Regions from separate parts of the Homo sapiens genome. Here region 2 is linked to region 1. Evidence: chromatin loops called from intact Hi-C (ENCODE). Cell type or tissue: PC-3. All regions are shown on one strand. Links, peaks and the distances in the headings refer to the core of each region. The heading gives the core; the rest is flanking DNA.

Region 1 (11,492 bases), core at 1-8,000:
CAAGCATTGTTGCCTTGTTGTCAGCAATGGTAGACTTGTCAATCTGGATTGTGTACCACAGTGACTCATTAATCCTCTCTAAAAATTGTGCCTCGATATCCTCTGCTATTTCATCAATTGGTCTAGTTATGGTACTGACTGGAAGAGGAACATGTGGCACCTTTTGAACTGCAGCCTCTCCTAAAAGTTCATAACAAATGTCCTTAGCAGCAGGCAGGATCAACTCTTCCCCAATAGTAAAGGGCTTCTTAGCTTTAACAATGCAGTTAGCCACTAAGAATGATGCTCTCACTGCAGACACATTTGACAAAGTGGTGGCCTTCAATAATGGCCTTCAGTAGTGGTGGCTTCTGTTCTTTGTGTTCACGTTTTGTTTTCTTTTGAAAAACTCCAAAGCTTGTCTTTTAATGCAGGGTGATTTGTTTCCATGTGGCAAAGCAGTTTTGAAAGTTTCATGGCTCTTTTGGATAGTTGGTCACCACATATTATACAAAGCAGGCTTGGAGAATATGAATCACCTGTTGCAATGAACCCATAATTTAAGTAGGACTCTTGGTATTTTCTTTTAAATGCATTTTTCTTTTTTTGTTAGTGTTAGAGTCTTCTGCTGTCTCCTCATTGGGTCTTTCCCCTTTTCAAAGAAGCTCTCCATTGACATTTGGTTTTCACTCATTTTAGCTAGAGCTAGCCTGTGGGTTTACCAAAACTGTGACTGATACAAGTTGCGCAGTGCTCCTCCCTCAGCCTCCCAAGTAGCTGGGATTACAGGCACTTGTCACCACACCTGGCTAATTTTTGTATTTTGAGTAGAGACAGGGTTTCACCATGTTGGCCTGGTCTTGAACTCTTGACCTCAAGTGATCCACCAACCTTGGCCTCCCAAAGTGCTGGAATTACAGGTGTGAGCTACCGCGCCCGGCCTTGATTTGCATTTTTTCTGATGCTCAGTATTGTTGAGCACCTTTTCTTATGCCTGTTTTCTATTTATATGTCTTCTTTTGAGAAATGTGTATTCAAATTTTTTGCCCGTTTTAAAATCGATTATTAGATTTTTTTCCTTTAGAGTTGTTTGAACTCCTTTATATATTCTGGTTATAAACTTCTTGTCATACGGGTAGCTTGCAAATATTTTCTTTCATTCTATAGGTTGTCTTTTCACTTTGTTGATTGTTTCTTTTGCTATGCAGAAGCTTTTTAGTTTGTAATAATCCCATTTGTTTATTTTTGCTTTTGTTGCCTACGCTTTTGAGGTCTTATTCTTAATATCTTTTCCAAGACCAATGTTCTAAAGTATTTCCCCTATGTTTTCTTCTAGTAGTTTTGTTGTTTTGCGTCCAACATTTAGGTCTTTGATCAATTTTGAGTTGACTTTTGTATAGGGTGAGAGGCGGGGGGAGTGTCTAGTCTCATTTTTCTGCATATGGATGTCCAGTTTTCCCAGCACCATTTATTGAAGTGACTGTGCTTTCCCCAATGAGTATTCTTGGTGACTTTGTAAAAAATCAGTTGGTTGTAGAGATGTGGATTAATTTCTGGATTTTCTATTCTGTTCTATTGGTCTATGTGTCAGTTTTTATACTGCTACCATACTGTTTTGGTTACTACAGCTTTGTACTGTATTTTGAAGTCTGGTAGTGTGATGCCTTTAGCTTTGTTCCTTTTGCTTAGAATTGCTTTAGCTATTTGTGCTCTTTTGTGGTTCCATACAAATTTTAAGATTTTTTTTTTATTGCTGTGAAGAATAGCATTGGTATTTTGATGGGGATTTCATTGAATCTGTAGACTACTTTGGGATGTATGGTCATCTTAAAAATATTAATTCTTCTGATCCATGAACATGGGAGGTCTTTCCATTTGTTTGTATCCTTTTTATTCATCAATGTTTTGTAGTTTTCCTTGTAGAAGTTTTTCACCTCTTTGGTTAAATTTATTCCTAGGTATTTTATTTTATTTTTTTTTTGGTAGCTATTGTAGATGGGATTGCCTTCTTGATTTCTTTTTCAGCTAGTTCATTGCTTATGTACAGAAATGCTACTGATTTTTGTGGGTTGATTATATATCCTACAAATTAACTGAATTTATCAGTTCTATGAGTTTTTTGGTGGAGTCTTTAGGTTTTTCTATATATAAGATCATGTCATCTGCAAACAGACAATTTGGCTTCCTCCTTTCCAATTTGAACTTCTTTTATTACTTTCTCTTGCCTAATTGCTCTGGCTAAATCTGTATATAATTTTGGAAAGTATTGCCATCTTTACTACATTTAGTTTTGTTTTTTTTTTTTTCAGACGGAGTTTTGCTCTGTCGCCCAGGCTGGAGCGCAGTGGCATGATCTCGGCTCACTGCAACCTCCGCCTCCCAGTTTCAAGCAATTTTCCTGCCTCAGCCTCCCAAGTAGCTGGGATTACAGGCGCGTGCCATCATGCCTGGCTAATTTTTGTATCTTTAGTAGAGACGGGGTTTCACCACGTTGACCAGGCTGGTCTCGAACTCCTGACCTCAGGTGATCCACCCGCCTCAGCCTCCCAAAGTGCTGGGATTACAGGCGTGAGCCACCGTGCCCGACCTACCTTTAGTCTTCTTGATCAAGAGTATTTCTCCATCTGTTTTAGGGTTCTTTTTTTTTTCTAAATAGTTTTATCATTTTTCTGAGTGACTCTTTTATTACTAAATTAGGTTATTCCCAATATGACCTTTCTATTAGAAATGGGATTTAAAAGATTATGCTTTCTAACTTATATCACTTATATATTGAAGTAAAATTATTTTTTATGGATGTATGTAATGTTTTGCAATTTTGCAGAATTTACTTATTTGCTGATAAATCTTTAGTTTCAAAAATTTTTATTATATACAAGCCAGGTATGGTAGCTCATGCTTGTAATCCTAGCACTTTAAGAGGCTGAAACACAAGGATTACTTGAGCCTAGGAGTTTGAGACCAGCCTGGACAAGATAGTGAGACACCATCTCTACAAATTTTTTTTTTTTTAAATTAGCTGGGCATGTGGTCCTAGCTACTCAATAGGCTAAGGCAGGAGGATTACTTGAGGCTGGAGTTTGAGGTTATAGTGAGCTATAATCACACCACTGCACTTCAGCCTGGGCAACAGAGTAAGAACTTGTCAAACAAAACAAAACTTTTGTTATATACAAATGGCCAATAAGCACATGAAACGATATTCAAAATCACTAATCATTAGGTAAATACAAATCAAGACTACAAACAAGATAGCACTTCACACCCATTAGGATGGATATATTTAAAAAATTAAAAAACAGAAAATAACGTGTTGGTAAGGATGTGAAGCAACTGGAACCCTTGTGCAATGTTGGTGGGAATGTGAAATACTGTGAGCTCTGTGGAAAACAGTATGATGATTCCTCAAAAAGTTAACAATAAAATCACCATATGATGCAGTAATTTAACTTATGGGTATATGCCCCAAATAACAGATAACAGAATCTCAAAGAGATATTTGTACACCCATGTTCATAGCAGCATTATTTACAATAGCTAAAACATAGAAGCTACCCAAGCATCCATTGATAGATAAACGGATAAGCAAAATGTGGTCTATACGTACAATGGGATATTATTCTGCCTTAAAAAGGATGGTTGTAATCCCAGCACTTTGGGAGGCCGAGGCAGGCGGATCACGAGGTCAAGAGATCAAGGCCATCCTGGCCAACATGGCGAAACCCCGTCTCTACTAAAAATACAAAAATTAGCTGGGCATGGTGGCAGGTGCCTGTAAACCAGCTGCTTGGGAATCTGAGGCAGGAGAATCGCTTGAACCTGGAAGGCGGAGGTTGCAGTAAGCCGAGATCGCGCCATTGCACTCCAGCCTGGGCAAGACTCTGTCTAAAAAAATATAAATAAATAAATAAATAAATAAATAAATAAATAAATAAATATTTAAAATAAATAATTAAATATATGATATATATGTTTGCATATATAATGTAAATTATATATTAGTGGTGTGATCATAGCTCGCTATAACCTCAAACTCCATACTCTCTCTCTCTCTATATATATATATGTATATATGTAATATTTTGCAATTTTGCAGAATTTACTTATTTGCTGATAAATCTTTAGTTTTAAAATATATATATATATATATATATATATATATAGAGAGAGAGAGAGAGAGAGAGAGAGAGAGAGAGAGAGAGACCTAGACCACAAGAGCAGATTTTGATAAACTAGTCCTGAAGTATCTCTTTCTTTCCACTAGGGGGAGCAGATTTCCTGCTTCTCATCCAGTCTCTCCTTCACCGGAGGTTGCACCCTTTTCCCCCAACTCCAAAAAAAGAAAAATCACGCTTCTATAGCTGAGATTTTTTTCTTTTCCTTTTTTCTTTCTTTCAATCACATGAATTTCAAAAAACTATTGGAAGAACTGTCTAATTCTCACTTGTGTGTAAAAAAAAAAAAAGAAAAAGGAAAAAAAAATTTTACAAATCAAAAAACTGTTGGGCAGAAAGTTTGGGGAAACTAACCAGAATTCAAGTGTAACCCTGGTGTGATTTAGAGTTAGGGGAGAGAACAAGGAAAATCTTACTAGGGCTCCATTTTTAAAAAATCACAATTCCTCATGTAGTAGATTAGCTGAGACTAACAGAAAACCAGGAAATAGAAGCAAAAGGGAGATGCAGCTTCAGCAGAGCCGAAGTACACCAAGTGAAAAATGGCTAGAAACTGGGAATGAGGCTGGGACACATGCACATGACCTGCCCTCCAGATAGAGACTTTATTTGTTTTGACTGATTGATTGACACAGGTTCTTGCTCTGTCACCTGGGCTGGAGTGCAGTGGCACAATCATGGCTCACTGTAACCTTGAACTCCTGGGCGCCCGTGATCCTCTTGGCTCAGCCTCCCAAGTAGCTAGGGCTACAGGTGCACACCACCACGCTGGGCTAATTTCTGTATTTTTTGTAGAGGTAGATCTTGCTATGTTGCCAAGGCTGCAGGTACAGATTTTAAAGGAGGATTCAACCATCCAGCTATCAGACAGAAAGCAGAACCAAAGGAAATCCTCACTCACTCTGCTTGGTAACAAACACTGAATCTGAATAGCTATCACCCTGTTCAAAATTGAGCACGGAGAAAAAAAAATCAGCATGGGACCTATTAAAAAAACAAAACAAAACTATAAAACAAGTGAAAGAAAAAAGTATAATAGAGGTTCAGAAGTTTTGCATAGGTCCAAATGATTTTTTGCGGAAGCCAGGAAAAAGTTCTAGGAAATTGTTGGGTATCTTAAGTGGAAGTGAGTGAGTCATGAGCTCTGTAACAGAAGAAGATGAAGGTAGGCTAAGATGGAAGATAAACTAGGTGTGATGAAAGAGGAAAAAGAAAAGGAAGGGTTGAAAGGAAATGAAAAACACAGGATAAGGAGTAAAAAAGCAAAATTAATTCTGTCAAATTAAAATTAGCAAAGGAAGACAAATGTAAATAAATTTCTCAGGCCAGGCACGGTGGCTCATGCCTGTAATTCCCGCATTTTGGAAGGCCGAGGCAGGCGGATCACCCGAGGTCAGGAGTTCAAGACCAGCCTGGCCAACATGGTGAAACCCCCGTCTCTAATAAAAATACAAAAAATTAGCTGGGTGTGGTAGTGGGCACATGTAATCCCAGCTACTTGGGAGGCTGGGTCAGGAGAATCGCTTGAATCCAGGAGGTGGAGTTTGCAGTGAGTGGAGATCGCACCATTGCACTCCACCCTGGGCAACAGAGTGAAACTCCGTCTCAAAATAAATAAATAAATAAAAATAATAAATAAATAAATTTCTCAGATGCAGAGGATAAAGACAAAGACCAAAAAAAATGCTCACGAAAAGACAAAGATGCATATTCAAAAACATTCATCAACATTGTTACTTCTGATAGAAAAGAAAATCGAATCAAGCTAAATGTGTAACTAGAGGACCAATTAAATAAATTGTAGGATATTCATACATATAAGGTAGGTTTCCTTTTGGCTGCAAGCAGAAGAATACACACCCACTATCTCCCATTAAAAGAGTACTACCACAGAATCGCTCATAGAAAAAGATGTCTGGGTAGGCAGGTCCAGTTTTGATGCAGCGGTTAAGGATGTCATCTCAGACTAAAGTTCTTTCTGCCTCTCTGTTCTCATCCTCAGCATGTTGGCCTGTCACTTTTAGGCTCGTCAATTTGTGGTCACAGTACAGCTGGAATGGCTTCAAGTACCACATTCTCCTTTGATTGATTCAAAGGCAGGAAGCAGGGTTGCAGGTAGGGCAGTAAAAGCCTTGGTCGTCAGAACATCTTTTTCATCATTCCCTGCAGACTTCTTTTTAGAGTTCATTGATCAGAGCTGGCACATTTGGCCACCTCTTGCTGTAAAGGCTTAGGGAAACGAGTGTCTGCTGTTCTCAGTCTCTGCATTAACAAGGGAGAAAGGGGCTGGGGATGGCCTCTGGGTGGTCAAAAATATAACATGAGTACTCCATTGCTATTCAAAATGATATACATCAATCTTTGACTGCATCTCTGATTATTTCCTTAAGATAGAGTCTTGAATAGGAATTTCTAGGTAAATCATCATGAGCCTTTAAAAAGTCCTGGTTATGTCATGCAGTTGATTTCCAGAAAGCCAACAGAAATAGATATGTGTCAACATGTATATCTCCTGATGCCCGCACCAGTACTGAGTGAAAAACTTTGCTGAATGTTCCTGTTTGTCTGAACTTAAAAGGAGCACATGCATAGAACAAAGAGCCAGCATTTGTTAAATAGCAAAGATAAGCTCATCGAAACTAAGATAAAATAGGCCAGGCACGGTGGCTCACACCTGTAATCCCAGCACTTTGGGAGGCCGAGGTGGGTGGATCACTTGAGGCCAGGAGTTCGAGACCAGCCTGGCCAACACGGTGAAACCCTGTCTCTACTAAAAATACAAAAACTATCAAGGCGTGATGGTGCACATCTGCAGTCCTAGCTACTCATAAGGCTGAGGCAGGAGAAACACTTGAACCCAGGAGGTGGAGGTTGCAGTGAGCCGAGATTTGTGCCACTGCAATCCAGCCTAACCAATAGAGTGAGACTCTGTCTCAAAACAAAAAAAGGAAAAAAAGCCTAAGATAAAGCAAGAATGTTTCCTGTCCTCCCTCATTTCTGTTTAACAGAGATACTAACCATAGAATCATTGGATTCTTAAAAAAATGAGGAACAAATATAGGGAAAAAATAACAATACAGCAGGATTTTTGGATGACATGATCATAATTAGACCATGCAAGTAAAAAAAAAACACCTAAAAATCTATAAGGGAAATAAGGGGGGAGTGGAGAAATAGAAGAAATGAGATAAGCAAAATGTCGATAATTGTTGAAGCTGGATGATGAGTATTTGTGCAAGTTTTAAACTTTTTATAATAAAAGTTGTTTTTCCAATCTTATTGTGTTAAAATATAAATAACATAAAATTTACCATCTTAGCCATTTTCAAGTGTACAATGCAATGGTATTAAATACATTCATAATGCCATATGACCATTACCACCATCCAGCTCCAGGACTCTTTTCACCTTGCAAAACTGAAATGCTGTACCCATTAAACTCCCCATTTCCTCCTCCTTCTGGTCTCTGGCAACCACCATTCTACTTTATGTTTTTATCCATTTGACTATTCCAAGCCTTATATAAGTGGGATCATACAGTATTTGTCTTTTTTAGACTGGCTTCTTTCACTTAGCATAATATCCCAAGGTTCATCACATTGTAGTGTATGTCAGAACTGCCATCTGTATTAGTCCATTTTCACACTGCTGATAAAGACATACCCGAGACTGGACAATTTACAAAAGAAAGAGGCTTATTGGACTTATAGCTCCACATAGCTGGGGAGGCCTCATAATCACAGTGGAAGGCAAGGAGGGGCAAGTCACATCTCACATGGATGGCAGCAGGCAAAAAGAGCTTGTGCAGGGCAACTCTCATTTTTTAAAGCGTCAGATCTCATGAGACCCATTCACTATCATGAGAACAGCAGGGGAAAGACCTGCCCCCATAATTCAATCGTCTGCCGCTGGGCCCTTCCCACAACGCACAGGAATTGTGGGAGCTACAAGATGAGATTTGGGTGGGGACACAGAGCCAAACCATCTCACTATCTGTTTTTTTTGTTTTTGTTTTTGTTTTTTTGAGACGGAGTCTTTCTGTTGCCAGGCTGGAGTGCAGTGGCGCAATCTTGGTTCACTGCAACCTCTGCCTCCTGGGTTCAAGTGATTCTCCTGCCTCAGCCTCCTGAGTAGCTGGGATTACAGGCACAAGCCACCACACCCAGCTAATTTTTGTATTTTTAGTAGAGACGGGGTTTCACCATGTTGGCCAGGATGGTCTCAATCTGTTGACCTCAGGTGATCCACCCACCTCGGCCTCCCAAAGTGCTGGGATTACAGGCGTGAGCCACCACACCCGACCTTTATATATATATACATTTTTTTTTTAATCAACACAAATATTTTAAAATACCATACACTTAAAAGGAAGTTCAATTCATATCTTAGACGTCAGGAATAAAGGAGTGGCACTTTCTGTTGTCCACCAGTTTTCCTGTTTCTAATCTGAATATTCTTTCCTAAAAAGATGGATGTGGGCCAGGTGTGGTGGCTCATGCCTGTAATCCTAGCACTTTGGGATGCCAAGATGGGCAGATCACTTGAGGTCAGGAGTTTGAAGCCAGCCTGGCCACCATGGTGAAACCTTATTTCTACTAAAAGTACAAAAAAAATTAGCCAGGTGTGGTGGTGGGCACCTGTAATCCCAGTTACTTGGGAAGCTGAAGTAGGAGAACTGCTTGAACCTGGGAGGCGGAGGTTGCAGTGAGCTGAGATCACACCAGTGCACTCCAGCCTGGGCAACAGAGAGAGACTCCATCTCAAAAAAAAAAAAAAAAAGAAAGATGGATGTGACAGATGGTTGACATAGTATTAAAGGTGCCTCCTGAGCCATGACTCAGCTATGTTGGTGGCCCTGCTAAATTTGTGGCCAGGGCACCTCCTCCCTTTCCCCCAAACTGGTTTCATCTCCCTCGAAGCTGGTTTCTCTCCCTCAAAGCTACTACTGCAGAATTAGGGGCTTATTTGGTATGGGTTTATTACTTCCTGTGACTTAGAATCTTGGAGAATTCAATACTTTTTAATTTAGCTTCTTTGTTTTATCTAATAAGTTTAGTAGATTAAAATATTCTTCTGGCCAGGTCAGGGTCTAACCACTATAGGGTATCTTCAACTCAATGTACATTTTAACCGAAACACACTCAGCATCTCACCTAAACACGATCAATATGGGCCTCTATTGTATCTTTTTCCAAGGTAATATGATCCTGACAATATTCTCTGGAAAAATTTCACTCATAGACTAACCCATATTTTTGTTTTTCCTCATTCCCACCCTCAAAGGTAATATGAATGCAAATAAAATTTAAAAGAACCTCCCATGGAGAGGAGACATTGCCATTTTCCATGAGGTACAGAAGCCCACGTTTCTGAGTTGGTGGACACAGTGGCACAAGTAGGAAGTTTTAGTTTTGAGGGTTCCTTTCTTCTCCCTCTTCACGTCAATGTACTTTGGTTGTCTAAAATGCGTTGAAAGCCTTATTTTCTGTACTTTATGTCTCTCACAATGTCATCTAAAAACATTAATTGGCATTACAACATTAATCTTGCTTTTACATAATTTTAAAAAAATTAATTATTTTTTTTTCTTTTGAGACAGGGTCTTGCTCTGTTGCCCAGGCTGGAATGCAGTGGCACAATCACAGCTCACTGCAGCCTCGACCTCCGGGGCTCAAGCCATCCTCCCACCTCAGCTTCCCAAGTAACGAGACTACAGGTGTACACCACCATGCCCGTCTAATTTTTTTTTTTTTTTTTTTTGTAGAGATGGGCTTTCACCATGCTGTGTCGGCCATTACCCAACTCCTGGGCTTAAGTGATCCACCTGCCTCAGCCTCCCAAAGTGCTGGGATTACAAGCCTGAGCCACCGCGCCCAGCTGTTAATCGTGACTTAATACATGTGCATCTTCCCCTGTTTCCTGTGTTTGCTTTCATAAGTCCACTGCTCCTGCTGTGAAGATGGGTACATTCATCTGTCATAGCTTAATGACACCACCTTAAAATTTGCAGATGGGTTCATATACATCTTATTATTCACTCACTCATATATTAAAAAATATTTAAGTATCTACTATGTACCAGGCACTGTGCTGGGTCCTGGGGATACAGAGATGAAAAAGATACCAGGAGGCTGGGCGTGGTGGCTCACGCCTGTAATCCCAGTACTTTGGGAGGCCAAGGTGAGTGGATCACTTGAGGTCAGGAGTTCGCGACCAGCCTGGCCAACAGGCTGATGGTGAAACTCCATCTCTACTAAAAATACAAAAACTAGCCGGGCGTAGTGGTGCATGCCTGTAGTCCCAGCTACTTGGGAGGCTGAGGCAGGAGAATCGCTTGAACCTGGGGGAGTGGAGGTTGCAGTGAGCCAAGATCGTGCTTGGGCGACAGAGCAAGACTCTGTCTCAAAAAAAAAAAAAAAAAAAAAGACACCAGAAGCTCACAGACTTGATGGACAGGCACATAAGCCAATAAAATGTGTTCAAAGCAAACTTCTGATAATGGCTTGGTTTCTAAAGAGACTTTTTTTAAAAAACTGGGAAGTCAGGATATTGACTAATGGACACTGGAATTTTGTTCATTTGACAGTTTTATTGTGTGTGTGTGTGTGTGTGTGTGTGTGCATAAAAAATGAATACATTTATATTTTGGCTTATGTCCTATGTCTTAAGAGCATGGCTAGCACTTAATCTTTAATACGGGTAACTGGACAAATGTAAGGTTGTGACCCTTAAACTTGAACCCCATATGCATTCCCCCCTGGCGATCACACCAAGGCTCAGACAAGCAGGGCAGTCTGGTCTGGTCCGTCGACTGTCCTCTTTCTCCTTCTCAACATATAGAACATCCCATTGGTCACAAATGCTGGATAAATGAAGGATTGCAAAAGCTCAAACTTTTTTCTTTTTTGCTTGCATTGATGTTGTAATTAACACATAGGAGCTGAGCTTTTTCCTGTGCTGACTTGTAATTTTGGCATCGTTCAAACTGGAAACGGGTTCTAATGGTATCAGTGTTATTTCCTGGGCAATAAATATCTAAAATAGAGAAGTGAGTCATAGGCCCAATGAAACTTATGAACCAAGATTAGTCACGCGGATAGTGGAGCTGCTTAACATCAATATAACTTTCTCTTCAGGTCGTTTCCCACAAAATTGGGTGGAAAAACCCACTCCTATTGCTCAGTTGGGCAGTTGCAACGATGAGCTAAATCAATTGTACTCTGGCAGTACTGTAGTAATAGCTGTAGTTTAAAAAATCACGGTAGTTAATCCACTTTGTTTCAAACTCTTCTATATGCTTTAAAAGGTATGAATTGGCAGGGCGCGGTGGCTCACGCT
Region 2 (16,669 bases), core at 3,453-11,452, 170 kb after region 1:
TTCTTTCTTTCTTTCTTTCTTTCTTTCTTTCTTTCTTTCCTTCTTCCTTCCTTCCTTCCTTCCTTCCTTCCTTCCTTCCTTCCTTCCTTTCTTTCCTTCCTTCCTTCCTTCCCCCCTCTCTCTCTCTCTTTCTTTCTTTCTTCTCTCTCTCTCTCTCTGGAGTTCAGTGGCGTGAATCATAGTTCACTGCAGTCTTAAACTTCTGGCCTCAAGCAATCCTCCTGCCTCAGCCTCCCAAAGCACTGAGATTACAGGTGTGAGTCACTGCAGCCATCCTGGATGAACTGTTTTGAAGGATAGGGGTAGGTTGGGGTGAATGTTCCTGGAAGAGAGAAGTGTGGAATTACAAAACAGTGTGATGTGAGCAGGGAACAATGAAAAGGTAATGTTCAAGAAAAAGAGTGACAGATGCTGTTGCTGGCAAGTAAATAGGGGCCAAGTCATGCTAGGTCTTATAGGTCATGCTAAGCATTTTGAATTCTATCTGTAGGCAACAGAGTTTTATTTTTATTTGTTTATTATTTTTATTTTTTTCACCCGGAGGTGAAACAATTTTATTTCACAGTTGCCTTTAAAACCTCAAAGATACTATTTTCTTCATATAAAAATATTAGTACTGGGGGGAGAGGCCAAGATGGCCAACTAGAAACATCTGTGGTCAGAGGCTCCCACTGGGAGGAACCAAAATGGCAAGTGAATCCTGCACCAGCAACCAGGGTATCCAGGTTCTCTCACTGGGACTGACTAAGCAGTTGATGTGACCCATGAAGAGTGAAGAAAAGCCGGGTGGTGCGACGGCCCACCTGGGAGCCACACGGGGAAAGGGCAGCTCCCACCCCAAGCCAAGGGAGGTGGTTAGTGATCATGCTACCCTGCTAGAAAACCGTACTTTTTCCACGGATCTGCGCAACCCACAGATCAGGAGATCCCACTTTTGAGCTACACTACCAGGGCCTTGGGTCCCAAGCACAGAGCTGTGCAGATTCTCAGCAGCCACTTGACTGGAGACTGCCTAAGACCCCAGTCAAGTGGCTGCTGAGAATCTGCACAGCTCTGTTAAGTTAACTCTGCACAGCTTTGTTAACAGCTCTGTTCTGTTAACTCTGCTAAGAGTTTCCAGGGGGGTGGGGGCAGCCATTATCACTGCAGCTGCCTGCTGCCTAAGATGACTGAGCTCCCCTGAGTTGGGGTGGTGGCCATCATTGCAGCTCATGTCTGCCATTTTTCCCCTGGTGGTTTCATCTAAGCTCATAAGGGAAAGGAATGAGTGGAAGATGTAGGGGAGCTCACTCAGCAGTGGAAGTTTTAAGTGGCAGAGAGGGAAGGTTTGCGATGGAGAGAATAGTGAGAACGGGAGGAGGAGGTTGGAGGAATGTTCTGTGGAGGACAAATGGTGAGACGGGCTTTCTCTGAGGACAATGGTTGTGGTGTGACTAGACTGGCTGGTCCCAAGGGTCCAAAGGGAAGCCACTAGCCTATTAGGGCTGGGCTGGAGCGTACAGGTTCTGGATCTGTAGGTCAGAGGTGGGGGGGTCCAGGAACATGCATTTTTTTTTTTTTGAGATAAGGTTACACTCTATGGCTCAGGATGGAGTGCGGTGATGCAATCACAGCTCACTGCATCCTCGACCTCCCCGGATTCAGGTGATCCTCCTGCCTCAACCTCCCTATAGCTGGGACTATAGGCATGCACCACCACACCTGGCCAGTTTTTGTATTTTTTGTAGAGATGGGATTTCATCATGTTGCCCAGGCTGGTCTTGAACTCCTGGGCTTAACTGACCCACCTGCCTTGGCCTCCCAAAGTTCTGGGATTACAGGCATGAGCCACCACACCCAGCCAGGAACATGCATTTTTAATAAGCAACCTGTGACAGTGATGCAGATGCTGAAGGCCCCACAAGATGCTTATTTAAAATGCATTTTCCTGGACCCCACTCCAGATTTAGGAGCCATAACTTTTTGTGTCATTTTAACCAGCTCCAAGGTGATTCTTATGTGCCCTCGAGTTTGAGCTCCCTGGCTGGAAGTCTTCGTGGTCTTGGGCACATAGTGTTAGGTGGCATTCACTGAGGTAATGTAGGTACAACACCTAGTACAGGGTCTGTCTGGTCAATGACAGTTATAATGCACACTGGGACCCTTGGTGACATTGGTGGCTTACAGGAGGGTATGCAGGTCCAGTTCATTCCGGTAAGAGACTGATTATTAGCCGATGCACACAGCATCCAGAGGATGGGGGAAATATTTCTTCACTTTCTTGGAATATTTCTACTCCTTCTTGGTCACACCTCTGGGGGGCTGTCTTGCTCTGGTCTCCCTTCCTCTTACGCAGTCCTCTTCATCTTTCATATCTGCTGGCCTTTCTAGGTCCTACTGCAGTTCTGAAGGGGAGGATCATCCTGGGAGGTCCATGTGTGCCCAGGGAGCTCAGGCCCTTCAGTATCTTTGGTGTAGACCGTGAACAAGACACACAGCAATGACTACCTCTCCTGGCACCTTCAACACTATTTTGTGAACAGTTTATCTCTTTTCTCTGTCTTTTTCTCTGTCTTACTGATGGCTCCTCAGAAGTGAGTAGAGGGGAAAAGGAAGGAAAGGGGTGATGGGATGAAGTCCTTTCTGCTCCCATTATCATTCAGATTGAGATTGAATCAGTCATGTAAATGAATGGGCAGATGGACATCCTGCATACCGACCTTATGTATTATTATTATTATTATTTATTTTTTTTTGTAAAGATGGGGTCTCCATATGTTGCCCAGGAGCAAAGACCATGACTTATTTGGGCTAATGTCAGTTCCTTTCTTCTCTAACTATTCACAGTTAAAGACATTGATGACCTCCTCCCATAAACCTAGGCTAGCTCTAATTTTTTTTTTTCTTTGAGACAGGGTCTTGCTCTGTAGCACTGTCTCAAAGCCTGAAGTGCAGTAGTGAAATCACAGGTCACTGCAGCCTTGAATTTCTGGGCCCAAGGGATGCACCTGCCTCGGCTTCTTAAAGCACTGGGATTGTACTTAGATTTTAAGTCGGGTTTAAATCCTACCTTTGGTAGCCAGTCCTTCCCATTTCCTCCAGGGCACATGAATCTGAAGCTCTTGAAATTCTAATCAGTGGCACAGTAGTCAGAGTTTGAATTAAGCAAATGTTTATTGAGCTGTGCTGGTTCTAGATGCTTTGGGCAGTCCACATAAAAGACCTCAGTGACTAGTAAATGGAAAACTCAGGAAATGTCAGTGGTGTTGAGACATCCCTTAGAGAAAGGAGAAAGGAGACCTAGGAGGGGCTGGTGTAAAACCTCTCTGAGCAAGGCGAGAGGGAGAGAGCCAGAGAGAGGGCTGGAAAAATCACAGCAAGTAAAAAAGAAAAATGAGAAGACAACTGCAAGTGAAATGAACTTGGTGAGCTTATGTGTGAATGGCCAGGTTTCTAAGCCAGGGGAATCAGATCAGGTGGCGGGTGATGATCTTATGACCTGTGGATCCTGGAAGGGCAGGGAGGAGAGGTGAACATCAGTAAGTGAGGAGAAAGAGTAAGCAAGCAAACAAACAAACAAGAAAACAAACAAAACCAAAACCCTTGAATCAGTCATGTAAATGAACAGTCAGATAAACATCCTGTGTACTGACATAACCAAGGGTCGCAGTGCATGCCCTAACTATCAGACTCTGACAGTTTCAGGGAGTGTGGCTGGTTATTGAATCCAACCAATAAATGAATGCTGTTAATGTTAACTTAATGTATATGCCTATGACCTTGTATCTGAGTACTGGCCCTGTGTTTCTGATCCCTGCAGGGGGTGGGCAGTAGGGAGTGGCTAGGGGATGTGGCAACCTGTCGCTAATTTACAACCCTCAATCATGAGGTAAGAATTGGAAAATCATTCCATCATTCCAGGATGTCCGTCCATCATTCCAGGGTGTCCATTTGACCACTGAGTAAGAGCCCATCTCTGCCCTCTGGAGCTCCCACGTGATCCAGGAAGAGAAGTATATGAACAAGCCACAATGGTTTGAGGTTTACTGAGCAGACCATAAAAGGAGGTGGAAGCTCCGTTCCATGAAAGAACAGATAAAGAGGAATTAGGCTCAAAACACCTTCTTGTGTTGGTTTTTTCCCTTTCTCAACTAGATTTTGGGTTCTTGGAGGATAAATGTTGTACCTTCTTTTGTCTCTCCTATGACACTTAGCATGTCTGGTATCTTGGAGCATACAGCAGGTGCTCAATAGTTGCTTGTGCTTACTCATTTGAATGCCTACAGGGCCTGTAACATGCCTTGCAGATGTTAGGTATTTGGTTTTTGTTAAATAAATGAAATTGATATTCTCTCCTTTTGATCCCATTTCTTCATTTTCCTCCTGTCTTCCAAGGATTTGTATATAGGTGCTTATTAAAATGAATCATAAAGTGGTTGATGACTTCAGAACAAAATTTAACTACATTAACAATCAAGACATTTCACCTGTAACATCAGCTAAGATGAATAAAAATGAGATCACTTCCAACATTAATGAGGTTGCAGGCAAATTGAACTTTCCTAAATTGTTAAAGGGAGAATAATTGTTTGAGTGTTTTGGAGGGCAATTTGACACTATTTGTCAATAGCCTTAAGAAAGTGCATACCCATCCTGGCTAACATGGTGAAACCTCGTTTCTACTAAAAATTCAAAAAATTAGCCGGGCACGGTGGTGGGCGTCTGTAGTCCCAGCTACTTGGGTGGCTGAGGCAGGAGAATGGTATGAACCCGGGAGGCGGAGGTTGCAGTGAGCCGAGACCGCGCTACTGCACTCCAGCCTGGGCAACAGAGCGAGACTCCGTCTCAAAATAAAAAAACAAAAAAAGAAAGTGCATACCCTTTGATCAGGATGTTCAACGTTTTTATCTTAAGGATGATTACTGCTGAGTGGAAAGAATTATGTGGAAGGAAGATAATCACAGCATTGTCTATGATAGTGAAAATTGAAAACATCTTAAATGCTAGCCAGTAAGGGATTATGTGATTAATACCTTGAACCACTTATAATAATGTGTTAGAAAAGTAACTGAAAAATGAGAACATGTTAAAAATAAGTAAAAAAAAAAAAAAGTCACAAGACAATGTAGACCATTCAGGAAGCTGGTATGGTAGGAATTCTGCTCTGTTCCTCACAGTTATGTGGCCTCAGGCAGGTTGCTTGACTTTTTGTTGCACAGAAATTTTCTTTTCAGTAAATTGGAGACATTGTGTCTCCCCTGCAGGTTGCTATAAAGATTGGTGAGATGTTTGTATAGCACTTGGTCCTGTGTCTGACAGGTAGTAGATGTTCAGTTAGCAGTGAATATTATTACCTGATTTCTGTAAAAAAAAAAAAGCACCCTCATATTTATATTAGCACAGTAAAAGAAAGGTCACTGGAAATTACAGCAAATGTTAGCAGTGTTGTCTCTAACTGGTGACATTGCAGTCATTTTTATTTCCTTCTTTGAGTTTTTCCCTTTTACTAATGAACATAGATTAATATTACAACCAGAAATTAAATACTGTACTTAGAAAAGAAAAGGTGCTAGGCTTGTATTAAAAATGAAAGAATTAAAGAGATGAGTTACTGATTCCTTTCTTTTAGAATGATAACCTTACCTGGGTTATCAAAGATAACCTTATCTTAGGGATGATCTGTTTAACATCATTTTACTGTTGGGGAAACAGAAGCTCTGAGAAGGAAAGTGACTTGTCTAAAGTAATAAATCAATTAATAGCAGGTTTCACATTCCTTGAACCAGTACTTTTTCAATCTACTAGTCTCTCTTTGAGGACACGGGGCTCAAGAGAGGGGCTGCTTTAGTCCCGGATAGGCCCCAAACCACTAGTGTCATCAGTAGAATGTCCCTTCCTGACTCTCCCAGGAAGCAACTTTTGCTTCTTTTCCCCTCCCAGGCAGTACAGTGCTAACCTAGGAGAAAAGGGTCATGGGGACCTGCACACGTGTTCCTGGTCCTCTCTGTGAGTGGACCCCAAGGGGTGCTCCTCAGCAGGCCAGCGGCATGTGCTATTTGGACATTCACCCTGTGTGGATGACAGCATTATGCTTCCTTTTTCTCTTATCAGCTTCAATGTATGCATGTATGTCATGCTGCTTCTGAATACTAATTTTGTCTGGATTGATTCATGTTCAGAGTGTTGGTGCTGCTGGCTGCTAGGCTTAGCATGAGGTTCTTCCTGTGTTTTGTAATTTTGGATTTGCAGGCTCATGTGGAATGGGAGGCTTTTGGATTTTTTCTTCTTTCTCTTCTGATTGTTCAACTGCACCTGTCTAGAGGTTTTGCAGTTGCTTCCTCCTGTCCCTCTGAACCCCAGGTCTAGAAACGCCTCATGAAGGTGGCTGGTGACAACAGATACTGGAGACAGCACAGTGGGTGGCTTGTCTCAGTTCCTGGAAGGGAGGCTTTGTCCTTCCCCTCCCCGGGCCCATGGCTCCCCAGGAATTTGTAACCCCAGGTAGCACTGGGCAGCCGTCCTGGAGCTTCAGCCTTGCTCACTGCTTTGGGTTTATCTTCCTTTTCTGATCCAAAGAGATATTCATACATATTTTTTTCAGCTCAACTATATCTTTTTTTTTTTTTTTAGAGACAAGTTCTCATTCTGTCCCAAGGCTGGAGTGCATTGGCACAATCATAGCTTACTGTAACCTTGAACTCTTGGGCTCAAGCGATCCTCCCTCCTCAGCTTCCCAAATAGCTAGGACTGCAGGTGCTTGCCACCACACCTGGCTATTTTTTTTTTTTTTTTTTTTTTTTTGTAGAGACGGGGCTTTGCTATGTTGCCTAGGCTGATCTCAAACTCCTGGCCTCAAGCAATCCTCCCACCTTGGCTTCCCAAAGCACTGGGATTACAGGTGTGAGCCACGGCAGTGGGCAGGAACTATATCTTTTGGTTTTCTCTTTTTATACTTTATGTACTATTGCAATGTGTTTGGAATAGCGGAGGTGCAACCAATCCAGATTCATTGTGCTATCTCGACCTAACAGGTGGTCTTTTGGTTGAGGGTGGGCACTTGGCTCTCAGGGATTGGCTCTGAAACCTCAGTGGTAAGGCGTCTTCCAGAGCAGCGGCGCCCCCTGGTGGCACGCGGTAGGATGGGCGGCAAAGAAGCACTCGGCGTGGGCGGGGCGGGTGGGGGTCGCAAGGCCACTTCTCTCCTTCCTGCAGGTTCTCAGAGATGGAAGGTGTCTTAGAGGCGGTGAGACCAACTGCCCACACAGTGTGGTCGCCCATCTATGCCACACCCAAAAATGGTCAGTGTCAGCTGGATCCACTCCACAATTTGGTCAGCTGTGTTTCCAAGGAGCCCTTCTTGTACTGAGTGGTTTCTCCTTGTAGCTCTCAGCCATGGGTCCTAGTTCCGCCATTTGAAGCCGCGCATAGCAAATGTGGCCCTTCTCCGTATTCTCTCAGATGTTTGAGGGCAGCATTAGACATTTCTTCTTCCGGCTCTCTTTCAGCCGGCCCCTCCAGACGATGGCCATTCCTGTTGCCTTGGTCCGCAGGAACGATGGGTTATGCATGAACTTTGTAGAACATGGCCTTGTCTTCACCAACGCGGAGGAGAGCCCGTTCGGTTCCAGAGAGGATGCTGCCTCATCTCGTCTCTAAAAGAGGAGGAAGGGGAGCAGGTCCCTTCACGTTCTCTGGTCTCAGCTGAGAACTCTCCCTGGAAGTAGCGGGCCGTGAAATGTTTCACAAGGTAGCATCTCCCTCTAGTGGCCACCATGGTCTATTTCAAGATGCTTTCCTCCCTTCCCCTGGCCCTCGCTTCTCAAGGTTTTTTTTTTTTTTTTTTTTCCCCCACCTCAAAAAGATCCACTGAGATGTGACAGGGTGAGCTGTAGATTGCAAAGTCCCCTATCTGGCCTTCTGACTAAAATGAACTGATTCTGCAATGGTGACTGGTGAGACAGAACTCAGATTCAATTTCTATGTTTCTCATGATTATCCTAAGCCAAAATTTGCAAATGGTTATACACATGTTAATTAGTATTATTCCCAGAAACTGTAAAATAATTGTTCTTCTTTTAGGTGGTTTCCTTATTGATTGGCTTTTTTTGTGTGTGTGACTTTCTCTGTCCATCTCTACTTGCTAATGGTTGAACTGAGGTGGTTTTTTTTTTTTTTTTTTTTTGAGACAGGGTCTCACTTTGTCATCCAGGCTGGAGTGCAGTGGTATGATCTTGGCTCATTGCAGCCTTGACCTCCTGGGATCCAGCGATCATCCCACCTCAGCCCCCAAAATAGCTGGGACTACAGGCATGTGCCACCACACCTGGGTAATTGTTTTGCATTTTTTGTAGAGATAGGGTTTCGCCATGTTGCCCAGGCTGGTCTGGAACTCCTGAACTCAAGCGATCTGCCCGCCTCGCCCTCCCAAAGTGCTGGGATTACAGGTGTGAGCCACCGTGCCCGGCCGGGTTCTTTAAGCGGCAATAACCAGATGCCTTCACACACCAGTACAAGTGAAGTTGGGGAGGTAGCTGGAAGGAGAAGGGAGCAACAAGGGAGCAAGAATGTCCACAGAGCCTGCATTTGGATCTGAGGTTACACTCCAGCAGGAGTCCTGGATCTTTGCTCTGGCTCTCCCCCAGTAAGGCGACCTGGCTTCTGTGAGCAGGTCCTCCATTCTCCGCTCGCCACTGGCAGCTCCCTTGCCTTGTTTTCTGCACCTGCCTCTTCCCTGCGCCACAGCTTCTGCTGATTCATAACTTTGGTTTACCCCTCACTCACTGTGGTCCCTTCAGCCTCTCTCCACTTGCTGCACTCCAGGACATTTCAGCCTTGGCTCCCGCCACCAACGGACTGATTTTCTTGACATTTTCCAGTTTTGCTTTCTGAGATAGAAATCTAATTGACACACCCTTCCCCTTTTTCAGGTGCTGGGCCACTTCAAAAGTCTCTAGCCAGCCAATGAATGAGCTGTTTGGGAGTCTGCTTCCTGTTGCAATTAGCTGGGCAGGGGAGAGTGTGCCATAAAACAGAACTGCCCTGCTGGGAAGTACCTGTGGCAGGGGATGAGGGCAGGCGGTTTCCTTTAAATGGGGATGTAGGTGCGGCACATTATAGAGCTATCCCATCTGGGAGCTCACATGTAGCAGCTGTGAGTTGGAACCCTTGTCTGGGAGCTGGGTGATTTGGTCTGCATTGAAGGGGGCTAGGAGCTCCCAACAGCATGGAAGTTTCAGGACATCTTGTGGTGGGATTCATCTTCTCCATTTGTCCTGCTGTGTTTCTCATTTTCATTGTATGATCAGTTTCAAGGAGAGGCACAAAGAATGGCTTGTGTGCCCCTGAGAGGGGCGTCATCAGGACTTACTTTGTGGACAGGTTGGTTGGGTGATGAGGTCCAATGTCATATTAAGGCAGAGGAACTAGGGAGTGGGGATGGCAGCCTACAGCTGGTTAACAGGGCAAATTTGGTTGAATTTGGAAAATGGTACCATTTCTTTCACACACCCCACTGACATCTTCTAGAAAACTGCTGTAGGAACTAGAAAAACCTGTGATGACCATGATGTGAAAGGAGCCCAACAGTGTTGTGCAATGCAAAACTTGCACCGCTGTTAGTAGCTGCCTTACCAGGATCAAGCTGCACACCACATCCATCTCAGCCTGCCTTGCATCTGCGAGTGTCCTGCAGAGATCTCAGGTGGCCACTCAATAGGAGTCCCTCACATGCCTTCCATTCAGAGGACACAGATGCATAGGTTTGGGGATATAGAAAACTTTGGGGGTAAAAGTGGGAGAAAATTAGCATTTCTTGAGTATTTATATATGCTAGGGGCTATGCTAACTATTTTACTTACATTGTTCATATTTTTGCATGAAAGCTGTGTTGTAACTATTACTACTTTCATTTTACAGCTAAGAAAACTAGGCACTGAGGTTCAGCTGCAGCTGCTGCTTTGGGCTGCACAAATTGCATATTTGTAATCAGGAAATGCTATTCACCTGTAATTCAAGTGACCATGTTGGTTACAAGGGGAGCCAGTATATCACTTGCCCAAGTCACATGGTGAAGGAGGAGCAGAGCTGGAATTCACACCCAGTCTGAATGACTCCAAAGCCCATGTTCTGTCTGCTACACAAGTCTTTTGAAGACCCCACAGGAGTAAAAAGTGACCAAACTTAGTTTTTTTTGTTTTTCTTTCTTAGAGAAAAGTTCCATTCCTGTATTCTCAAATCAAATGCAGAAAACATGGAATTTTATCCACAATGACAGCAACCTCTTAGAAGGAAAAGTGAGCATCTACTATGTGTGATACCTGTGACTGTCCCAGGTGTTGGGCTATAAATAAGACAAAGTCCAGCGAAGGCTACATGAGCTGGATTGTGACCAGAACAGCACCATTTGATGAAATTAATCTGGGAACTGGATTTAGTTTCCGAGTTAAAGGTTCTCCACCCCACAGAAATTTGGTTTTAGTTGGTCTGATGAGGGACTCAGCATTTCAATATTTCAAAGGTCCCTTGGTAATTCTAATGCACAGCTGGGATTGAAAGCCACAGATCTAGTCCAGCCCTTGATTGAGAAGCAGGTGTCAAGGTCACTCAGCTGGTTAGTGTAGCTGTTGAGTGTGGGCTGGTCCCTCATTGGATTTGCTGTTGTGCCTTGAAGGGCAGGGGAGGGGGATGCAAAAAGTGGGAAGAAAGAAGTGATTAAGCTGTTGGAACAAAGAGAAAGGCCCCATTTGTCTCTACTAGGTGATGTGGAGGGAGGCCCTGAGGACACTTTCTTATTCACTGGGAGTGCCCAGTACCTGCTCGGAACAACCAACTCATATTAAGTTGATTCTTAGAGGGTATTATCATCATAGTCATCCCTCAGTGTCCACAGGGGATTGATTCCAGGACATACTCCCTGCCTGCAGATACCAAAATCCACAGATGCTCAAGTCCCTGATATGAAATGGTGTGGTATTTGCATATAACCTACAATTCTCTCATATACTTTAAATCACCTCCAGACCACTTATAAAACCTGATGCAATGTAAAATGCTATGTAAATAGCTTTTTTAGTGGGTTTTTAATTTGTATTTTCTTTTTCTTTTTCGAGATAGAGTTTCACTCTTGTTGCCCAGGCTGGAGTGCAGTGGTGCGATCTTGGCTCACCGCAACCTCCGCCTCCCAGGTTCAAGCGATTCTCCTGCCTCAGCCTCCCTAGTAGCTGGGATTACAGACGTGCGCCACCACACCCAGCTAATTTTTGCATTTTTAGTAGAGACAGGGTTTCTCTATATTGGTCAGGCTGGTCTCAAACTCCCGACCCCAAGGTGATCCACCTGCCTTGGCCTCCCGAAGTGCTGGGATTACAGGCATGAGCCACCGTGCCTGGCCTGTGTTTTCTTATTGTTATATATATTTTTTGGTTTGTTTTGGAATATTTTCTATCTGCAGTTGGCTAAATCTTCAGATATGGAACCCCAGGATTGGAGGGCTGGCTGTCTTGTGAGCTGAAATCAGATGTGACTCCTGCCAGGAAATCGCCTGCTCTTGTTATTTGTTAGGGTGCGAGGCAAAGCTGTTGTAAGAAAAACATCCAAGAATACAGTGGTTTAAAAAATGTTGTGGATTACTTCTCTCCCTCATTTAGCAGTGTCTGGGGAGTAGGTGAGCTCATTGATTCCACAGGGTCACTCAGGAACCCAGCATCATCCCCCAAGACCCAGGGCCGTAGGCTAAGGGGCAGCCACATCTCCCTCGGATTCAGGCTCCAGGGCGTGAAGGTGTCAGCTATTTCTATGGTGGGAGATGACTGACCCCTGGCCCTGTGAAGCTGGTGGGCATGAGGTACGAGGCAGGTGGGTCAGGGGCTTTAGGCTGCTCTAGGCCCCACGCAGGTTCCTTCTGCCGCCTCCAATTCTCAAGGAAATTCAAGGGAGAAGTGTGGCACCGGGGAAGGATGGATCCCATAGTAAGGACTGAGAAGTGGGGGTCAGGGCAGGTCTTCCTTAGGCGCCAGAGCGGCAGTGGTGGTGAAAGCCGTGCCTTGCAGATGGTGAGCTTGTGGGTGCCATAGTGGCAGCCTGAGGTGGGGGCTGCAGCAGAGGGAATTCCGCTTCAGGGCTGGCTCCTGAGTCCCTGAGGCCATGCTGCCTCTCAGAGAAGGCTGCGGGACCTGCTGCCACAGCTGGTGAGAGCTTAGATGATCACAATTTGGGAACTGAATGTAAACGTGGTCTGACTTTGTGGTCTCCAGGGGTGAGATCTAGAACATTCTGGTAATGATTTCATAATCCTCCCCCACTCTCAGGGAGGCCCCTCACTCACTAATGGTGAAAACTCCTTCTGTTTAAAAATTCTTTTAAAGTTGTCAACTTTTGTCTCTGCTTTTGTGTTTGTGTCTGTTTGTCTATCCCTCTCTCCTTGTTCTCTCTTTTTTTTTGAGACAGAGTCTTGCTCTATCGCCAGGCTGGGGTGCAGTGGCGCGATCTCAGTTCACTGCAAGCTCTGCTTCCCGGGTTCAAGGGATTCTCCTGGCTCAGCCTCCCAAGTAGCTGGGATTAAAGGCATGTGCCACCACGCCTAGCTAATTTTTGTATATTTAGTAGAGACGGGGTTTCACTGTGTTGGCCAGGATGGTCTCAATCTCTTGACCTCGTGATCTGCCCACCTCCCAAAGTGCTGGGATTACAGGCGTGAGCCACCATGCTCAGCCTGTTCTCTGTCTCTTGTATCTCCCCATGACCTTCAGTGTTCAGACACTGGGTCACCTCTCATTTCCTAAATGTCTGTTCTCTTTCTTGCCTCTCCAAGTTCAGCTGCAGAGCAGCTGCATTCCTCAGTAGGCAGTGGGAGAGACTCTGTCTTTCTCCTGCGCTGCAGCCCGTCTCATCACAGGCTTCAGGTGGTCCCTTTGGGCTCCCACAGCAGTCAAGCTTCCTGCGCATGATTAAAGGGATGCTGGTGCTTCTGAAATAAAGCACCAGGGGCAGAGGCTGATGGCTCAAGCCCAATCCCCAGGTCTCCCAGAGCTGGCTTCCCTGGTAGGCAATCACAGACTTTGCAGGGAGGAGCCATCTCCTTTGTTCTTATGTGTTGCTTCTTTCTTGCTACCCAGGCTCATGTTAATTGCTTTTCTGACATTTTTTCTGGCAAGTGATTTTTGCTGCTGCTTGTGGAGGTGACATGGCAAGCCCACAAGGGAGCGATAACAATGACCTAATGCAGAGCCGAGGAGGCTGGGGCTCCTATACGGGGTAGAAGATAATGAAGTTGAGTCATGAACAATTTGTTCTAAATGGTCAGTGAGATAGGCTCAGAGCCTTCAGAAATGAGAGTAGCCTGTGGCCAAGGCTTTCCTGAGAAGTTGTTCCCTCGGCCTTTGTAGTTCTGGCAGACCACCCTTCCTGGTGCAGGGACCTCAGGATGTGGGAACCTGTGCACAGGGCTAGATGATTCCTAAGGTCTTCCAAGAGCTTGTGAATGTCGGCAGCACAGAGACTAGAACTATGATGATCCTATCTTCCCAGCTACCTGTCAGAACACGTAGTCTGGTAATCCAGCAACTCCATTAGCCCAGATATTTATTCCACTTACTCTGTGCCAGGCATGGTGTTAGCTGGAGACATGACAGTAAATGGGTCACAGTTCCTACCTCAGTTCAGCTCACAGCCCGGATGGGAGACAGACCCACACTTAGATAATTATAATGCAGCAGGGCGAGTACCAGGATCCAGTGATGTATGGGGGTTATTCTGAGCACAGAGGAGAGGTCTCAGGGGCCAGGACAGGCTTCCTGGAGGCAGCACCAACACTACTGAGTCTTGAATAAGCAGAAGTTATAGCTGGGCCAGGCCAAGGGGAGTATAGGGGTGAGGAGGGAAGAGCTGATTTCTTCTCCTGCCTGAACCACCTGTTTAAAAGCAACATGGGGAAACAAAGCCATATGAAGAGGGGAAGTTGACAAGCACAAGTCCCTTGACTCTACAGAACAAATTTTAATCTCCCTTTCTTTGTACGAGGGTCTCCAACTCAGTGTCCAGCCACCCAAGCTCTAGCCTGTGGGGACCCTTCATAACTCCTCCCAGGGGGTCAAGGCAACCCAGCATTTCCTGGGGGATGCAGATGAGTGTGGCCTAATAATTCTTGCTCCAATCAGCGACTGTCTAAAATGTGGGCAACCTGAGCACCCAGTGCCATCCAGAGCTCAGGGTAGGTGCTCATCATGTCCTTGATTGCAGCTGCATGTGTGTTTGCCTCTTACCTGTCATGATGATCAACAGGAGCTCGGCAGTTGTAATCAGCAACGAGAGTTACACATGTCATTAGGTTTACAGAGTAACATGGGCCAGGCCAGAAGATATGTCTGCAAGAGGTCTCCTTGGTATGGCCAGCTATGGCCAGAGGAATAATAAAGGCAAGGCCTTCCCAGGTGGGCACCTCTGCTATTTTCTACTGGAGGCAGGGGCTGAGTCCTCGAGTGGGGAAATGCCGATGTGGCCAGTTTCTCTAAGGACTCTGGGGCTCTGTTGGCCCCTTGGCTACATTTCTTGACTTTGCCATTGTTATTATTAGCTTTTCTAGGTGGATAATGGGATAATGGGAGGCAATGTGGTTAACATTTTTTTTAAAAAAAATAAATGTTGGCCGGGTGCGGTAGCTCATGCCTGTAATCCCAGCACTTTGGGAGGCCAAGGCCAGTGGATTACCTGAGGTCAGGAGTTTGAGACTAGCCTGGCCAGCATGATGAAACCCTGTATCTACTAAAAATACAAAAATTAGCCAATGTAGTGGCTCATGCCTGTAGTCCCAGCCACTTGGGAGGCTGAGGCAGGAGAATCGCTTGAACCCAGGAGGTGGAGGTTGCAGTGAGCCGAGGTTGTGCCACTGCACTTCAGCCTGGGTGACAAGGGTGAAACTCCGTCTTAAAAAAAAATGTATTGTGTGTATCGAAGGTATCCAACATGATGTTAATGTGATTTTATGAAAAGCAGCCTTTGCAGTCAAGTAGACATGAACTTGAATCTTAGCTCTGCCACTTCAGCTGTGCAGCTTTGAACACTTAACTTCTTTCAATGTGAGTTTCTCATCTATTAAATGGGGTTAATCATGTCTATTTGTATCTATTTCCAAAGAGTGTTGTGAAGATCCAAGGGGATAGCACGTGTAAAGCACATTCTTCTTACCTTTTATCTCCCTGAGCTGAGTGTAGAGGCTGCAGTCATTCATTGAACAATTGTTTATTGTCTACTTATTGCTAACCATTGTTGCGGGTTCTGCGGAAACAGTAATGAACAAAAGTCTCTGTTCTCATCAAGTTCACATTCTGGTGGGGAAGCTTGAAAATAAGTAAGTAAACTAAGCAGGATAACTTCAGATAGTGATAAAAGCTATACAGAAAAGGAAACAGGCCCATAGGATAGAAGTGATTTGGTGGGAGGCCTGAAGAGGCTTTAGGGAGCACAGTGGTCTTTGAACCAAGACCTGGAGGCCAAGAAGGAGCTGGGCCTGCGGAGACCTGAGGAAGAGCATTCCAGGCAGAGAGAAGAGCAAGGGCACAAAGTGCTGAGGTGGGAAAGCATTTGGCAAGAAAGAAGATGCTTGCAGGAGGAGCACTGTGAACCCTGGGGAGTGTGGGATGAGGAGAGGAGCAGGAGTGAGTTCCATGCATGTTCCCAAACTCTGTGCTGAGGTGTTCTTGGAGCTGCTGTGGATTCAGAGGGGCTCTTTGAGATATTTTAAAGGCCAAAGGCAACACTCAACTTTTGTTGGGCTCCATGCAAACTACTAAGTAGTGCAGGATAGCTTGAAGACTCAATATTAGATTGCCCTACAGTTTTTTTTTTTTTTCCTTGAGATGGTGTCTCACTCTGTTGCCCAGGCTGGAGTGCAGTGGTGTGATCTTGGCTCACTGCAACCTCCGCCTCCCAGGTTTAAGAGATTCTCCTGCCTCAGCCTCCTGAGTAGCTGAGAATACAGGCACATGCCACCACGCCCAGCTAATTTTTGTATTTTTAGTAGAGATGGGGTTTCTCTACTACTACCATGTTGGTTGAGCTGGTCTCGAACTCCTGACCTCAAGTGATTCACCTGCCTTGGCCTTTCAAAGTGCTGGGATTACAGGTGTGAGCCACCACGCCTAGCCTGCCCTACATGTTTTTTGATAAAACCATATTTTTCTGAAGCTACATTTTCAGTTTTTGTCATTTGCTGTGACATAAAACACGTACCATGGGAAAATCAATATAGAATAGGAAATGAGGGCGGCAGCGTCTAATCCAATTCCAAGGTCTGAGAAGTTGCGCAGTGCTCAACAAGCACACACATCCCGTTAGTGAGAAGTTGTGGCTAAGAATGAGATAAGTTTTTTTTTCTAGTTTATATGCAATATTTTTTCTAGTGGCTACTAGTTGTTAGGACAGAAATACTTCTTACTTGGGTCTAGCTACTTAATACACAGAACAGTCAGGTATTTCTTTAGGCCTAGGGTTACTGTGAAAAAAAGCATTGAGACATTAAGGGCATGATAAACAGACAAGGTTAGAAACTCCCGGGCTAGGTGATGAGCTGTCATGAAATCTTTCTCATTTCAAGCGCACAACTTCATATTGTTGCCTTTTCATAGACCCAGGGGTGTGTGTTTCTGTGCATTTGTGGATAACCTGAAAACGTCGTCTAGATTTTGTAACTGGGAGG

Evidence for each region. Peaks named below come from ENCODE experiments on the same cell type or tissue, not always from the same donor. Only the 100,000 strongest peaks of a DNase experiment are listed, where the experiment ranks them.
Region 2: it touches region 1 in a loop (13-fold over the local background); 71 of 110 quality-filtered maps call a loop at or near these places.

The regions. Positions count from the first base shown.
Region 1 is chr11:112,109,374-112,120,865 of GRCh38, forward strand. No RefSeq gene overlaps it. Among named protein-coding and RNA genes, the nearest start is that of SDHD, 28 kb to the left of the region's middle. In PC-3, for the core only: a CTCF peak has its summit at 4,298; a DNase peak (open chromatin) is centred at 4,268.
Region 2 is chr11:112,273,000-112,289,668 of GRCh38, forward strand. The region is part of intron 1 of LINC02762 (long intergenic non-protein coding RNA 2762); the gene reads left to right. Among named protein-coding and RNA genes, the nearest start is that of LINC02762, 11 kb to the left of the region's middle. RefSeq lists an enhancer at 7,343-7,432. In PC-3, for the core only: CTCF peaks have their summits at 7,019 and 7,736 (motif pointing left); a DNase peak (open chromatin) is centred at 7,722; H3K4me3 peaks cover 634 bases.